Linked DNA regions of Homo sapiens: region 2 is linked to region 1. The links are chromatin loops, found by intact Hi-C in ENCODE. Cell type or tissue: endothelial cell of umbilical vein. All regions are shown on one strand. Each heading gives the region's core, and the rest is flanking DNA. Links, peaks and the distances in the headings are about the cores only. Region 1 has its middle 74 kb from the start of ESM1. Region 2 has its middle 16 kb from the start of ESM1.

Region 1 (8,342 bases), core at 30-8,029:
TATATTGTTCTAATTGTTTTATATGACTCTAGTCTCTCCCATTCAACTTAAAAGACACTTAAAAGCAGGAGACAAATATTATATCTTTCTTATCTTCTATTGCCCAGTCCATGGACCTATCAGGTATATAATAAATACTTTCAGATTTACTAATTAATCTAAAAAGATATAAGAAGAGAAAAAAAATTTTTTTTCCTACCATTTGCTTATCTTTAAGAGAAGATTAGATGATTTCTATTAGTAAAAATGCTTAAGGATGTCAAAAACTCAAAAAGAGATGTGGGTTAAAATTTACTAACATACATGCATCACATTCCTTGTATCAAGGCATTTTTTATGGTAAATTACCATGCAGACAATACAATAATGTAAGACCTGTGTTTTAGGCAAATGAACCTAGTGGCACTGTGAAAGGTAGATCAGAAGGGGGAGACAGTGACATCTAATATTAGTTACTGTTCGTCAAATGCCAAGTCTGTGCAAGCCACTTTATATTTATAGTCGTTAAGCTTCGGAAAACTTGCTTGGAGAAAAGTAAGCAACCCACTCAAAGGCCTGAAGGGAATGAATGACAGAACTGAGAGTCAAGCCCTGATGTAAGTGAATCCAGAGATGTGGTCCTTGCACTACAGTGAGTTCTGTCTTCCGGGAAAATGGCTGCAGGTCTGTTAAGCTGCAGACCAAGGAAGCACTCAGCCAGAGCTGGGATGCAATAGCAACCTGACAGGGCTCGGGCCCTCTTCCAGGTCAGCATTTGCGGGTGGTGTGAGCACCAGCCCCTTCTGTGGTGTGATCAGGGAAATGGGGGCCATGCCTTGAGGTGGCTGCTTGGTGACCAGCTTGGTGCTTGCCTCTCTCACTATGGTCTCATCTCATTATTAGCTAACTGCCTAGGGGACTGGGGTTGTATTTGACTCCTTGCACTTCCAGCAGTGCCTTGCATATAACAGCTACTCGGGATTTGTGGAATTGAGTCTTGAGGAGCGAGATAAGGGAAGTCTAACTACAGTTATGGCAGTAGAATTAGAAAGGAATTAGAAAAGATTAGATTCAAATGGCGACGAGGAAATAATCTTTAGAAATGTATCAACTATTCTATATGGAGAGTAAGGAAGACTCATAGGATTCTAAAGAGCTATATCCAGAAAAAAATAAGAAGAGAGCTGGTTAGGGTGGGTGTAGTGTTAGAGGGTGCTAGTTTGGGGCATGATAAAGTTGGAGCTCTGCGAAGCCATTCAGGTGGAGTGGTCCAGTAGTGGTTTAACACCATCAGGCTGGCCCTTGGGAGAGTGATCAACTGGAAATATTGATTTGGGAAGTTGTCCTACCCATCCTGTTTGCTGTGCCTTAAAAATAATCCAGAATCTGACTATTAACCCTGCTACCCTGGTCCAAGCCACCACTGTGTATTGTCCTGATTATGGTAGATGCCTCTTAACTGGTTTGGCTGTTTCTGTTTTTGCAACACCACCCTCTCCTCCAAGTCTATTCTCAACACAGCAGGTAACATGATCTTTTTAAACATAATTCAGATCTCTCTTCAGCTAAAACCCTGCCATCCACCGTCCCCACCCAAACCCCCCACCAAACACACACTCAGAGAAAAAGTCCTGATGAAGACTTGAACAGCCCATCCAGTGGGCACTGGCACAACCTCTGTAACACACTCCTAATTTTCAGAACTCTTCTTCCACCACTGTCTCTTCTCGGGCTCTCTTGGCTCCAGCAGCATCAGCCTCCTGGCTGCACTGCAAACCCTCCAGCCTCACCCCACCCATTGTGAGGTGTAACCTACAAGCCCTCACTGTAACCTCTGCCTGGAAAGCTTCCCTCCCCTAATCTTCATGGTTCATGCTCTTCCCTACTCTAGGGCTTTGCTTAAATGTCATTTTCTCCTTGAAGGCTTCTCTAATCCTCTCTTTAAAATGTCAGTGACCCCACCCCTCACTGGCTCTTTTTCCCCTGCTTTCCTTTCCTCCCCAGCTCTCCTCCCCTCTGACATTCTATGTATTTTGTTTACTTGTGTATAGTCCACCTCCTGCAAGCTAGAAGTTCCATGAGGACAGGAATGTATATGTTTTTTCAGCAAGCACTAAGAACAGCATCTGGCACACAGTGGGCAGTTAGTAAATATTTGTTGAATGAGTGTTGAATTATTGAGCCCGTACAGACTAACAGCTGTAACTATAGCACTGCCAGGGGCAAGAACATAATGAGAGAAAGGGACAGGGCACCAACCTTGGACACAGAGAGGCTGGGTGGGTGGTTCACCCAGGGTCACACAGCCAAGCTGGGGGATAAACCCATCCTCTGACTCCTGAGGCCAGTCTTTGGCCAAGACATTAAGCAGCCTCATCTCCTAGAAACTGGCAGCCCCAGTGAGGGTGACAGAGGTAAAAGGAGAAAGCAGCATGAACCATTAGTGAGCAAATGTCAGATCCTAGATGCCTTTGGAAAAAGGAGAGGATTATTTTTCAGTCTGTGGCAATGGGCACTGCTAAGGACCTCGTGATTTTGCTTGTGGATGCTGAATCACAGATTAGTATTTTATTATCATTGTAGCCCTGTTGGACCTCTTAGGGAAACAAAGATTGCTTTAAAATAAGAATTAAACTAATCCCTACATGTGAATTGTCAATAGAACACTAGGTAATTTCTTGGAACATGTTAACAACTTACTAAATTGTACCCTGGCAGCATCAAAAGCTCAATATATTTTCTCCAGGAACTTCAGCTGCAACCAGAGATGTCGAACAGGCCTTGGGTTAGTACTGCTTGATGATGCAGTGACTATCCTGTTTCACCTGACTTTCCCCTAAGACACTTCTGATTATTTGCCTGGAATTATGACTGTACATTCAAGGTGGCCATGTGTCTTGAATCATGAGATGTGGCCCATTACCCTCTGTACAAACCCACAAGATTATTTCACAAGATATCAGCCCACCATTGAGTCCCTGGAAAACTGGTTCATTGAAAGAGAGATGTGTGGTTAATTGCCTGTGGCACTCCAAATACAGCTTCAGACTCAGTGTTCAGCCAACTCGCGAGATTCCACTGCAAATATCTGCTGATTGGCTCTGTAGTCAGGCAGTAAATTGGAAAGCCAAAGAGTAGAGCCAGATGGGTGGAAAATAATTGTCCACTCCTCAGTGAATCTAGACATGAGAAGACCTCCCAAGAGCATCATCAGGAAAATGGCTGAATCCTTGCATTCCTCAACAGCCCTTTCATGCACTGACCTTCAATTGTGAGATGACCTTTGATGATGATCATCCTCTTCACTGCCATCGTCTGCATCCACAGAAGCAGAAAGTCTTCATTAAGTTTCCACTGTCTGCAGTGCTGTTCTGACCACCAACCAAGTACCTTGTTCAGGGGCCCCAGCCTTTTTGTGTTTACCTCCTAAGTTAAAATCATTGGCTACAGCTGAAGCTGCTTTTTCACAGACATCAGCCTCCATCTGGCTGGTGTATTTTGTTGCAGTTGTTGTTTTAACCTTTTCAATATCATGATTCATGCTTGTATGAGACACAGGCTACTTTGGATTCTCTGACCAGAAAGAAAAATAAGATAAGTATTTGAATAGTATTTTCATGAATATAAATCACTTTATTCTTTACAACAACTCTTTAAAGGGACAGGCATATTTTTTTCAATTTATACATGATGAAACTGAATCCCAGATAAGGCATATGACTTACAGATTTATAATCTTAGCTAAGTGGTAGGGTCCATGTTTGATAACTTAAAAATATCTCAGAGAGCCTGAACATTTCTAGAAGCAGTCTCTAGTGGCTGGAAAAGAAAAAGAGAGTGCAGGGCATGGTGTTCTTTGTTCCTCCATGAGCTTTCAACTTAAAAGATATTGTTGACACTTGTGTGTGTGTGTGTGTGTGTGTGTAAGAGAATGAGACAGAGATGGAGAATAAGAATGAGTCCACCGTGTATGCTGATTCAAAAAGGAGACTGAACTCAGGGGAAATGAAAAAGCCACATACCCAGGACCAAAGAAAAGGCTGGTCACAGGACCCCTGCTTACAAAGCCCACGGGACCCTGACTGAATGGGAACATCAAGTACCCTGAGGAGCCCCGAGAATCAGAGCAGAATCTAGACTTGGAAGGGAAAGACTATTGGACTAGAAAGAAAGGAAACAACCACACAGCCATTTCAAACTCCTGAATAGGCCCTGATTGTGGAAGGAGAGAGAGAACAAGGAGTGCCTGGAAACAGCTGCACAGCGCACCTGGCCTCTGGGAGACTGTGTGAGGCCATCTTACTTCAGCTCTGCAGAGCTGGGCCCCAATGCCTTAGGCCTGAGTGGAGATCTCTGCAGCTCTTCCCACTGCCTCTGCCTGACCCCCACCCCCCTCCACAGACCCTCTCACCTGGCTAAGCTCTAGTCCTCATCCAGCCTTAACCTAAAGTCTACTACCTCAGAGAAACCTTCCCATTTTTTGCTCCCTGTACCTCCCTTTTTATGACACTCACCATATTTGTAATTTCTTCTCTGGCTTCCCCCCTAGAGTCTCAGATCCATTTGAGCAGGTCCTGTCTCTGAAGTCCAGGGCTCTGCCTCCAGCTCCTAGGAAAGTACCCGGCACAAAGAAGAGGCTCCATAACTATTTTTTAATTGCATTGAAATGAAGATTTGGGATTTGCTTGAATGGAGTCAGCAAATGCCATCATCAGAGGATGCTATTTCAGAAGAGAAAAATAGAAAGGAGGTGTGCTCCTAAGGGCTCCTGCCTTGGAGGTATTACTAGTGCTACTGCCCCTCTGAAATTTCTATTTGCTTTGGTTAGCTTTGCACTGTTGTCATTATTCTGGGGATTAATATCAAGAATATGGACCAGATTGTCTTCCCTTCAGAGGCTATTGGGGCATACCCCATGTTGCAGAAAGATCTCTTGCTCTGTAACAAACCACCCAAAAACTCACTAGTTAAAACAATAATGATATATTCTTTCTCACAAGTCTGCATGTCCGGTTTTGAGTTAAGACTTGGTTGAGCAATTCTGTTCTGCAAGGCATTGGCTGGAGTCACTGACTCAGCTGCCCTCTGCTGCAGGTGGGCTGAGCTAGAGGACTTCACTCCCATGTCTGGTCCCTCCATGTGGACTCTTGCTTTCCATATAGTCACTCCTCCTACAGTGGTCTAACCTGTGCTTCTTTAAGAGCAGGGAGTCTGGCTTCCCAGAGGAAAGTAAAAGCTGCACAACTTCTTAAAGCTAGGTTTAGAACTGGCTAAGTGTCATTTCTGCCAATTCTGTTGGTCAGAGTAACTCACAAGGCCAGCCCAGATTCAAGATGAAAGGAAATGGATTCCATCTCTTGATCGATGGAGCAGCACACACATACAGAGAGAGAAGAAAGTGATGGCCGCCATATTTGGAGATTCCACCACACATACTGTACTCTACATTGTCACGCAGTTCTAAGAAATTTCAAGTAAGTATTCCCCTTTCCTCATCTCTAAATTTAAGGCCCAATCTCAGTAACTTCTTTTTGTTGGTCTATTTGCCTTTATGTGTCCTGAAAGAAAATCAGTGTGATGCTCAAAAGGCCAAAGTCAAAACAAAAACAAGAAGAGAAACTTGTGTCAGATACTAAAGTCCAAATTCTTGCCTCTAGCTTCAAGCTACTCTGGCATAGTATAAAGACTCCCTGGACTATATGTAAATTGATTGGCATTAATAAGCTGCCTTTAGCTTCTTTAACAACAACAGCAACAGCAAAGCGTCCAAATCATGTTTGAATTAGAGATTGTATTCTATATCCAGTTCATTTTGTTTTTCTAACCTGTTTGTGCAACTCAGTTAATGAAACTCTTCAGATAGACTTTTGAGAACCAGGTGATATCCCCAGAGATGAAACACCATGGCCGCCCCCCAACAATGAGTGCCTAAACAGACAGAAGCAAAGCATGGTCCTGTGTGTCCCTGGATGCCACATCCCTGGGGTGCAGAGAACGATGCACCTAGTAAGTCATTTCCTGAGAACTACTTCAAATCATAGATTGGAATGGGCTGCATTATCCAGCAGCTCAGGCCACCTCTCTGACAATTCTACACAACTCAGAGAATCCTGGAAAGTTCTAAAATCCTGAGTTCAAGTTTTTTGTCACTGCTCTTCACTAGTTGTGTGATCTAGGGGTAGTTTTGCCTCTGTCTCCCCATCTGTAAATGGAGAAAATAATGTGACCTCCTGTAGGACTGGGGCAAGAAGCAAATGGGAAAATAGATGTAAAAAGTAGTTTGTGAACAGCAAAACACTTCTATTCCTGGTATTTCTTTCTATTACATCTCTCAGCATATACACATTCAGCCACAGGAGTAGACAGATGTCCCAGCTGGAGCAATGTTATACAAGTTCTTGCTCTCCTGTGAACCAGTCACTGTGCTAAACTCTGTACATATTAATGCATTTGTTAATATGTTAACTCTGTACATATTAACTCATCTGCTCCTCATAATAATACCAGAATGTCCTATTATTATTCCTATTTAACAGATGGAGAAACTGAAGCATAGAGAATTTAAGTAGCCAGTCCATTGTATTCCAGGTAGAAAATAATATTGCCTGGATTCTAATCTAAGTAGTCTCGCTTCAGAGTTTCTGCTCATAACCACTAAGTTATACCATTTCATCATTGTAAACACCATAATTGGTCCAAGAATAGGACCATAGGACAATAATAATTAGAACTGTTTTGACATTGACATGTGGACAGAGAGAAGGCAGTTCTCTCCCTGTTGGAAACAGGTCAGCCTGGAGCTTGTGGCAACCATTTTCAATAACCACATCCAAAAAATCTGTCTACAGAATGAAGACGCCAAATGGTGTATTGGTAGAGGAGGTTCCTTATTATAACAAATAATGCAAATAAATTTCCTTTCGGCTCTCTCAGCAGTTCACCACCAGGAATCCTGATTGAGCAGCTTCCCTCCATGGAGCAACTTTATGACTTATTTTGCATCTTTTTGATATTGAAAAGGTTGGATGGCTTTCTGTTGGGGCATACCACCTGGCATCCCTAGACTTCATTCAGATGTACAGTTGAATCAAAGACAAAGACAGTGAATGGAGAATCTAAAATGAGGACTCAGAGTTCTCCATTGTCCTATTATTGCACAAAGGATGTCTAAAGAAATGCCTAACGTCAAGGAGCAGGGAGTTAACAGCTGGGCACTCCCTTTCTTTATAGCTCTTCTCCAGCTCTCCCCTTGCTGCCACATGCAGGCCACCATCTTCTAGCCATGGATTGATTGCTAAGGGAGTCAGGTGGTGGGGTAGGTATTTCTAAATTAAAAGCCTAGGGAGATTATTCTAGCTCTCTGGAAATAAAGGCACAAAAATTATTTTACTACTTCCATTTCATTTTAACAAACTGTGCTCATTCACCTCCTGCTCTGTAAGGTGATAAGATAGATATTATAAATAGACAACTAAATGTGATCAATCTACAGTAAAAGTCTAGGTAAACCGCTTGAGAAACTAAGAGGCAAATGAGATTGATGAGACCCTCAGAAAGATGTTGCCACAAATAAGCCCTTTCATGGGTTTATGAAGGAAATCTATGGATTAAAAAAGCCTCTGGGATAAGCTCCTCAATGTCTCACCATTCTGCTGCTGAACAGCAAAAGGTTTGTTCCTCCTTCAGATGCAACAGTAGCAGAGCTTAACTCAGATAATACAAAGAATCTAATATTATCTCAGACACATCATTAATATCAAAGTGTTTCCTGAGGAAAAGCACAAATCAGAGTCAGCATCCACTGGCTTTTGGGCTTTCCCAAATGTCAAACACTTCAGGGACAATTTCCTTCTTTTTTCTCCTGTTTTACATCCCTGAAATGGACCAAGGGCACTTTTTTTTTCACCTGTGATTCAGTACTGATTCATTTTTTTCTCTATTTCATGCTATTACCTTTGCTATTCTCTTTGGCTGAAGTTGTCTACCTTATCCTATAATTTTCTGAAGTTTAGACTTTCCCTACCAGATGACTTATTCAATAGAAAATGGCAATTATACGCGGTTCATTTTATTAATTGTAATCAAAGTATGGGATCAAGTTTGAAATATTGGCTGTATGAATGAAACTTCAGGGTCTCTGAAAATGTGACTCACTGTAGCTGACAATTGTTTAGCCAGGGTGCAGGGTCCATAACCTTCCCTCCTTCATTCCTTTAACCTTCTGCATATAAACAGATGCCATTAGAATGTTGTGTTGGTTGATGGCATAACTACTCACCACACTGGGACACTTTTGAGAGAGAAAGAAAGCACTAAAATAATTAATAAGCATTAATTGAGCTCCAGCAGGTGTAAACTGGTAC
Region 2 (8,342 bases), core at 197-8,196, 58 kb after region 1:
AATTAGTTGACCTGCTACCAAGTAGAATTTTTCTCTCAAAAATTTATAGTGATATACTCAGTGGTCATCCTTTAGTCAAACAATGTGCAGGAAGTCTAGAAATATAAAGGTTATATGGAGTTGAGAAAGAAATTACTGCTGAAACAAGGCAACACCTGTCCAAGCTAAGGTAATGGGAAACCAAAACAGAGCCAAATTGCCTGGGTCTGAGACCCAACTCTGCCACACGCTAACTACATGATCCTGGGTAAGCTTCTCTACCTCCACATGCTTCATTGTACTCATCTGAGAAGGGTATAAAAATAGTACCTGCCTCAATGGGGTTGTTGTGAGGACTAAACACACAAATACATGTGAAGCATTAGAACAGAGCTTGTGCAGATTTAATAGTAAGTGTTAGCTATTATTATAGGTATTATGTGATTATTGTTATTAAGATTATGGTTAAGCAGAAAAGCCCAGTGGACAGAAAGGAGAGTGGGCCTGGCATAAAGAAGCTAACAGTCATATGGTCATTGGGCCACAGAGGGAGAGACAGGAGTTGTCACTTCTCCAGTTCCCATAGGACCAGCCATACTTCATAAGCTTTCTGTATCCTCAAAACTACCCATCGACCCACTTTTCTTTTTTTAACTTTGGCCCCTCTGACTGGCTTTCTGTTTCTTGCCATCACACAAGCCTAGACAAAAGCATGGCATTTGCACAGCACGATGAAGGACCAACCAGATGGCACTGCCCTGCTCCGCACCATCAACTGTGCCCCAGCTTTTCTCTAACATGTATTCTCTCCTTCAAAATCCATCTTAGTTCTGCAAAAACAGCTCAAAAGCAAATGCTTCCCAGCAAAGCCAACATCATCTCAGCCATGTGGAAGGCATGTTATGCCAGCCATAACACAGTGGTTGCCATGGCTTGTAAGAGGATGAGAGGGGATCCTCGAAGTTTCCACCTTCGAAGGGCAGGTAGATCATTTCCTCTCTAGGGATCAGGCATCCAGGATTGCCATGTGAATCCAAAGTCTTTCTAACACTCTCTTTGCTAAGTTCTATTCATAGAAAACCTTGGCCTGCCTCCAGGTCCATGTCACATTGTTTGTGACAATGAGGAATGAGGATGTACTCAGCTTTTTCAGAAAAACAAGCTCATGTTTTCAAGACATTAAGGGCAAAACTTTTCCCACAGCATAGAGTGAAGTCCTCTTCATCATACCCAAGGTGCATCATTCCAAAACTCACAAACAAAACGCCCCCTACAAAGAAATCCCAAAGCCACACACATTCCAACTTCCTGGTCAGTAAACAATGTGTCTGAGAAGATTTACCCCGATGCCGGGCCCAATTCCTCCCCAGGAAACGGACTCTTTCTCGTACCTTTTCTCTCCTTACTTCAAAACACATAAAAGACTAAATGAGGGCAGCTGAGTCCACACTCAAGGACAAGAAAACAGCCTCTGGGAGAAGTGAAAATTCTGACCCTGTTTTTCCATCTGAATTTTCACCCATCAAGCTAAGGCAGGTCTAAACATTCTCACTCATCCTGAGATTCCAGAATTTCAGAATTACAACCTTGACATACCAGGACAGTCTCTGTAACTGCTACCAACCCACAAAGATGGAAACACAAATTCTCCTCTACATATGGTGGGGTTACACCGCAGTAAACCCATTGTAAGTTGAAAATATCATAAGTTGAAAATGCATTTGGTGCATCTAACCTGCTGGACATCACAGCTTAGCCTGGCCTACCTTAAATGTGCTCACAACACTTACATTAGAGCAAAATCATCTATACAAAGCCCATTCCATAATAAAGTGTTGAATGTCTTATGCAATTTATTGGATACTGTACTGAAAGTGAGAAACAGAATGGCTGTATGGGTATTCAAAGTATGGTTTCTACTGCATGGGTATTGCTTTCACAAGTTTGTAAAGTCAAAAAATCATAAGTTGAACCATCATCAAAGAACCATCTGTATAGAAATATAACAGTTATCAACTACAGTATTCCTCTGAAAATTGATTATTAATCTTGCTTGAATAGGAACAAAATAGATAAACATAGCTAATTCCTTCTTTTTACTGCCCGGAAAGTAATTGCACATAAAAGAAGATAACCATTGACTAGGTGTGGTACTTTACAAGTGACAGTGATCATAGGGTTAAAAAGAGCCTTGCATCTACCCTGGGAACTCCTCCCCAGCATCCCTGGCATATTATCTCACTTGGGTGTGGACACCTCTAATCATTGCCTTTACTTGCTGCAGGAGTTGGAGCCAGTATTTTTTTTTAAATACTTTAAGTTTTAGGGTACATGTGCACCACGTGCAGGTTTGTTACATATGTATACATGTGCCATGTTGGTGTGCTGCACCCATTAATTCATCATTTAATATTAGGTGTATCTCCTAATGCTATCCCTCCCCCCTCCCCCCACCCCACAACAGTCCCCGGTGCATGATGTTCCCCTTCCTGTGTCCATGTGTTCTCATTGTTCAATTCCCACCTATGAGTGAGAACATGCGGTGTTTGGTTTTTTGTCCTTGTGATAGTTTGCTGAGAATGATGGTTTCCAGTCTTGACATGGTCCTCCTAGGCACTGCTTCACTTCCACCTGCAAAAGCAGGTGTTCTGGCACCTTAATGAGGCAGACCTCGGCCTTTCCTGCTGCTTCTGGGTGTCACTGCTCCCATGCAGACTCAGGGATGGGGCACAGCATATGTAGGGCCTCCTTCAAACTACAGGGCATGGAGCAAGGGGGCAGTACCATTCCAAGCATATTTCGTAGGAGTAGCAGCTTTTCAAAGTTTTTCACAGGTGTTATATTGACATACTTATTGTAAAGACAAGGAGGAAAAGGAAGCAACATGGAATGGGTGAACAAAATATCAACGATCATTTTCTAACATTTATTTTGACTTAATTACAGAAAGAGAGAAAATCTTCAAAAATAGAAAGGAAAAAACGACCCATAAACCCTCTGTACGGATTCTTTAAATCTTAATGTTTTATCACCTTTATTTTATCAATCTCTTTCTCAATATGTATATATTTATATTATATGTTGTCTGTCCTGTTTGAGCATAAGTTGCAGCCATTTAGGTGACTTTGACAGGAAGAGAGTTTTTAAAAATATACTTCAAGAGAAAGAAGAGAAAATCATAGATATTAAATAAATCTTTTAAAAGACAATTTTGTCTTAAGGCAATTGTGAATAATAATGTTTTTGTCTTTGACACCAAATAAATCATTTCAGTTTAAAAAAATCACTGGTCAGATACTGAGACAAGTGAAGGGGCAGCCAAAGGGTGACTGCTTCCCCCAACCATCCCCCGATGGCCCAGCCCTTCCCCCGACACTGGTTCTATCTATGCCCCCGCTCCATCCATTGAGGAGCTTCATCCAACTCCAAAGACATTTGAGGAACACACTGGTGCTTCTTCCAAAAGTGCCATTAACACAGGTGACTTCAGGTGGGCCCCTATTTCCTAACTCCACAAAACCACAGGGCAAGTTTCTTGGTCCCCCAAGGCACTCCTTCCTGCCTAAATTCTACTCCTAATTATCATCTTATATATATGTGATGGGGTTCAGGGCATGCCACCCCTAAAGATTACTGTAGAAGACCAGAATATGTCACCCTAAATATGCCTCTGTGGCACAAGGATTATTTTGAGCTGGTTATTTTGGAAAACAGCCGACACAGGAGTAGCTCTGAAAAGTTGCCCTATTTTTATAAGAGAAATTTACATCTATAAGGAAAGTCTGCATTTGTTAGGGTGTCTTTCTGTCTCTGTGCCAGGAAGAGAAATACAGCTAAATCACTAGAGATGCATAATCAACGGAGAAGGCATCAATTTACCTCTGCAAAACAAGCCCTCATTTTACAGTGCTTTTCCTGGCCATCTATCTCATCTTCACCAGGTCTTTCCCCACACTCTTCTTTCCTTGTTTCAGCAAATGATGGTATTTCAGCCTGAAGTCTAAGACACCTCTTTGAGATCTATTCCAAAAATGTACTCATTTTTCTGGGTTATCTCCCATGTATACATGTTATTAAACTGCTGTTTGTTTTTCTGTTATTGATCTGTCTTTTGTCACAGAGAGTCCCAGCCAAGAACTATACAGGGTAGACAGAAAATTATTTTTCCTCCCCTAAATACATCTTGGTTTTCACCAAAACAGTACTGCCCAAGTTAATGAACATCTCATTGGCCAGACAGGACTCTAAGTGGTTTTGACTACATCCAAAAATGAAATCCGTCTACAAGGAAGAATATTTGTCACAGTTGAGCTATTCACTAAAATGGGCCACCAGGCCTGAGGTTAACCCAAAGAGGAGCTTCAAAGAGCCTTGGAGCAATGGAGCAGCACTGGAACACAAAGAAAGCAACTGTAGTTCTTTATCTCAGCGGCAACAATCTGGCAAAAATATCTATTAGCTCTGGCACCTGCACCACCCATGCTGCCCTGTGCTCTCCGAACCAGTTGATTCAACAGGTGGTTTTTTTGTTTGTTTTTGTTTTTGTTACCATTTTGGGAGGCATTCTATACCTACCCATAAATTACATTGTTGTTGAAGTTAGTCAGTTTTTTCACTTTTCTGTTTTGTTTTACTTGCATCCAAAGAAACATAAACTACGGCACATGATTAAACTATGCACCTTTGCCTTTCAGTATTCTTTGTTCCGTCTCTACAGCTATTCCAGTTTTCTATGTTCCATCTCCACAGCTTCTCCACAGGGCTTCTTAAAGACGGAACCATAACTTTTCATCTTCTCACGCTGCTTCCATTGACATAGTGCAGAATAAATGTTCCTCCACCAAGACTGTCTAACTAAGTGCTAATTGGTAAAAGATTAAATAGCCCTGAACTAGACTTACTCGACTTTCTCCTAATTTTTAAAACTGGATATTGCTTTTATATCAATTTATTGAAAAGAGTCCAGTTTCAAATTCCTCTAGTTTCTATAAGCCATAAAACAATTTCATGAAATGGTATTCAAAATCAACGTGTCTCCAGGCTCAGATCTGTCAGCAGCTCTGATGCATTAAATAACTGGAAAGTCAACCACGATCCTGGATTTCCTAGGTTGTTTTCAAACCAAGAACTTTACTGGTGCCAAGACTAGCAGGAGTTCCTGAACTGGCCAACATTCCTTGAATTTCCTTTGAGAGGTGAAAAAAAAAATAAAAGGGTAGCTTAAAATGCATTATATAAGAAAGAAAGGTATGAGCAACTTAAGGGGAAACTACAAAGGAAGCGGGCCAAGTCCCAAAATAAAAGGCAGGAATAGAAGACTAAAAATAACACACAGGGAAGTGTGCCACATCTGTAGGGGTCCCTTGCATTCTCCTGAAGCATTGTGCCTTTTTTTTTCTCAAGAGCATGCTAATAATTGTGTGGAGATTTAAATAGAACGCTACTATTTGTTCTTTAAAAATAGTCACTTCTTTTGTAGGATTGTGAGAGTTTCAGATGATATTAATTGAATTTCACTCATTGCAATTTTCTTTCTATGGATATCTTCAAGTTTGCTAAGAAGTTAGTAGATTTTCTTCAATCTTTTTATCTAGCCTTCTTGAATAGAAAATGTAAAATATTTTAAATATTTCAGTCTTGTGGCAAATTATTGGACACTTAAAATACAAAAAAAATGAGGTTGGCTTTTATAATAACACAAATTATCTGCCATCTATTGGAAAGATTAGGATATGGCAGACACAGTGTTAGAATTCACTGGCATATCTAAAACATGTGCAAAGATTCTTACAACTTTGCACATGAGCCATTACCCACACTTCACACACAACACACTGAGAGGCATCGTGGTTGAATAACCCATCTGAGGCCAATAGCTACTGAGTAGTGTAGTGGGTGAATCCTGCCTCCCTCTGACTCAAAAACGCTAGAGTCCTTGTCCTTCCACAGTACTTTAAGATGATCAAAAATATTTTTTAAATAGGCTAATTATGTATAGTTAGCTCAGAGCCATCAGTAGGATATCTGTTGCTCTCTTAGTCGGTTTTGCTTACTTTGGAAAACGTAAAATTGGATTTATATTTAAATTCCACACATCTCATAACTAACATAGGTACCATTCCTCCTGGGTATAAGGTTCATCTTCCACCACTCAATCAACTATTCGATTATTATGACAATTATTTTTCTCCCTTAGGAGAAATATGTTACGATAGATTTTAAGAAAATGGGAACCTCATATAGTGGGAACTGTCTAGGAGAGGTCATTCACGATGTGTGTTTAATAATTGCTTCCAAGTTGTTAATTCCTGTTTTCTCTAGACACAACAGAAACAGGAAATATTTACCAACTTCACAGGTGTCAGGAAATACTTTTAAAACCCTGGTAGCCTGGGTCGCCCACTGAAGCAGATAGCTTTTCTGCGCATAGGTGCAGAAGGTACATTGTAATTTAAAATGTGTACTTTGGTCCAGATAATCTAAGGATTCACAGGCATTGCTTCTGTTGAACCAAGGATATTTTCCAGAAGAGAGTTGCAGTGTATGCACATGTGCTTTGTAGCCTTTCTAGCATTTACTAGAAAACTAGAATTCTCTACATTTACTTAATTTGAAATTCTATTTCCATATCTAACAATGTGCCAAGATGAAAAAATACGTCTCAAAACTACTGAAATATAGGATCATGTTCTTAAGTCACATTTTGTGTAGTAAGCCACTGACTTGTTTTGACATTGCAGTCTACGTTTTCAAAAACTGGACAGAGCTCCATTTTTTCCTAATTATAAAAGTAACTGCAAAAATTTCAGAAAACAGCTAAAAATATAAAGAATAAAATAAGTGTCACTGATAACACCTGGATTTATAGCCGTTTAAATATTTTTTCACAAAAATAAGACTATTCATATGGCATTGTAACTTACCTTTTTTTGCTTAATATACAGTAGAAGTGCTTTTAGGCAAACTTCACTTAATCATCTCACTGAAATCACCAACCGTGTCCATTCTCTCCCCCAAAACACAAAAGTATCGACATGGAGTACACTGATGGACCAGGCTGGCAGCACCCCCCAACCCCGCCCCACCCGGGATGTACCTGTTACTTGCACTACCACTGTTGAATTAAAAATATACCAAGAGATCAACTTTTTTTTAGCTCCCACATATGAATCAGAACATGTGATATTTGTCTTTCTGTTCCTGACTTATTTCACTTAACATAGTGTCCTCCAGTTCCATCCATGTCGATGTTAATGACAGAATTCATTCTTTGTATAGCTGAGTGGTATTCCATTATATATATATGGATAATATATGCATATATATTATATATTATATATGTGATATATATATATATATACACCATGATCTACACCATGATATATAAAATGTGATATATATGATGATATATATCATGGTATATATCATCATATATATCATGGTATATATCATCATATATATCATGATATGTATCATTATATATACTATGTATACACATTATATATCACATTTTATTTATCCATTCATTCGTTGATGGACACTTAGGTTAATTCCATATCTTTGCTATTGTGAACAGTGCTGTAACAAACATTGGGATGGAGGTATCCCTTTGATATATTTTCCTTTGATTTCCTTTCCTTTGGATAAATAAATACCCAGTAGTGGGATTGCTGGATCATATGGTAGTTCTATTTTCAGTTTTTTGAGAAATGTCCATGCTGTTTTCTGTAGTGGCGGTACAAATTTATATTCCTACCAACAGCTTATAAATTATATTAAGTGAAATAAACCAGGCACATAAAGAAAAATATTGCATGTTCTGACTCATAAGTGGGAGCAAAAAAAAAAAGTTCATCTTGTGGAAGTAGACAGTAGAATGAGGGGTGGAGAATGGTTGGGAGCAAGCGGTAGGGACAAAGATTGAGGTCAGTTAATGGGTACAAACATAGAGTTAGACAGAATAAATAAGCCCTAATGTTGGATAGCAGAGTAGGGTGACTGCAGTTAACAATAATGTACTGTATATTTCAAAATAGCTAGAAGAGAGGATTTGAAATGTTCCCAACATATAAATATGATAAACACTCGGGATGATGAATACCCTAAATACTCTGACTCGATCATTACACTTTCTATGCATGTAGCAAAATACCACATGCACCCAACACTCAAGATGATGAATACCCTAAATTCCCTGACTTGATTATTGCACTTCCTACTCATGTAGCAAAATATCACATGCACCCCATAAAAATGTACAAATACTATGTGTCCATTAAAAAAATTTTAAAAGCATACTGAGTCTGCTGCATTTGTTCTCAAACCTGTTTGTGCAGTTATCACTGTTATATAACTTAATTAAA

Evidence for each region. Peaks named below come from ENCODE experiments on the same cell type or tissue, not always from the same donor. Only the 100,000 strongest peaks of a DNase experiment are listed, where the experiment ranks them.
Region 2: a loop joins it to region 1, with 4 times the contacts of the local background. A loop is called at or near these places in 2 of 110 quality-filtered maps.

Annotation. Positions count from the first base shown.
Region 1 is chr5:54,907,186-54,915,527 of GRCh38, forward strand. No RefSeq gene overlaps it. Among named protein-coding and RNA genes, the nearest start is that of ESM1, 74 kb to the right of the region's middle. In endothelial cell of umbilical vein, for the core only: no CTCF peak of the experiment used is centred there; a DNase peak (open chromatin) is centred at 3,476; H3K27ac peaks cover 2,491 bases.
Region 2 is chr5:54,964,925-54,973,266 of GRCh38, forward strand. No RefSeq gene overlaps it. Among named protein-coding and RNA genes, the nearest start is that of ESM1, 16 kb to the right of the region's middle. RefSeq lists a silencer at 917-1,211. In endothelial cell of umbilical vein, for the core only: no CTCF peak of the experiment used is centred there; DNase peaks (open chromatin) are centred at 1,107 and 5,167.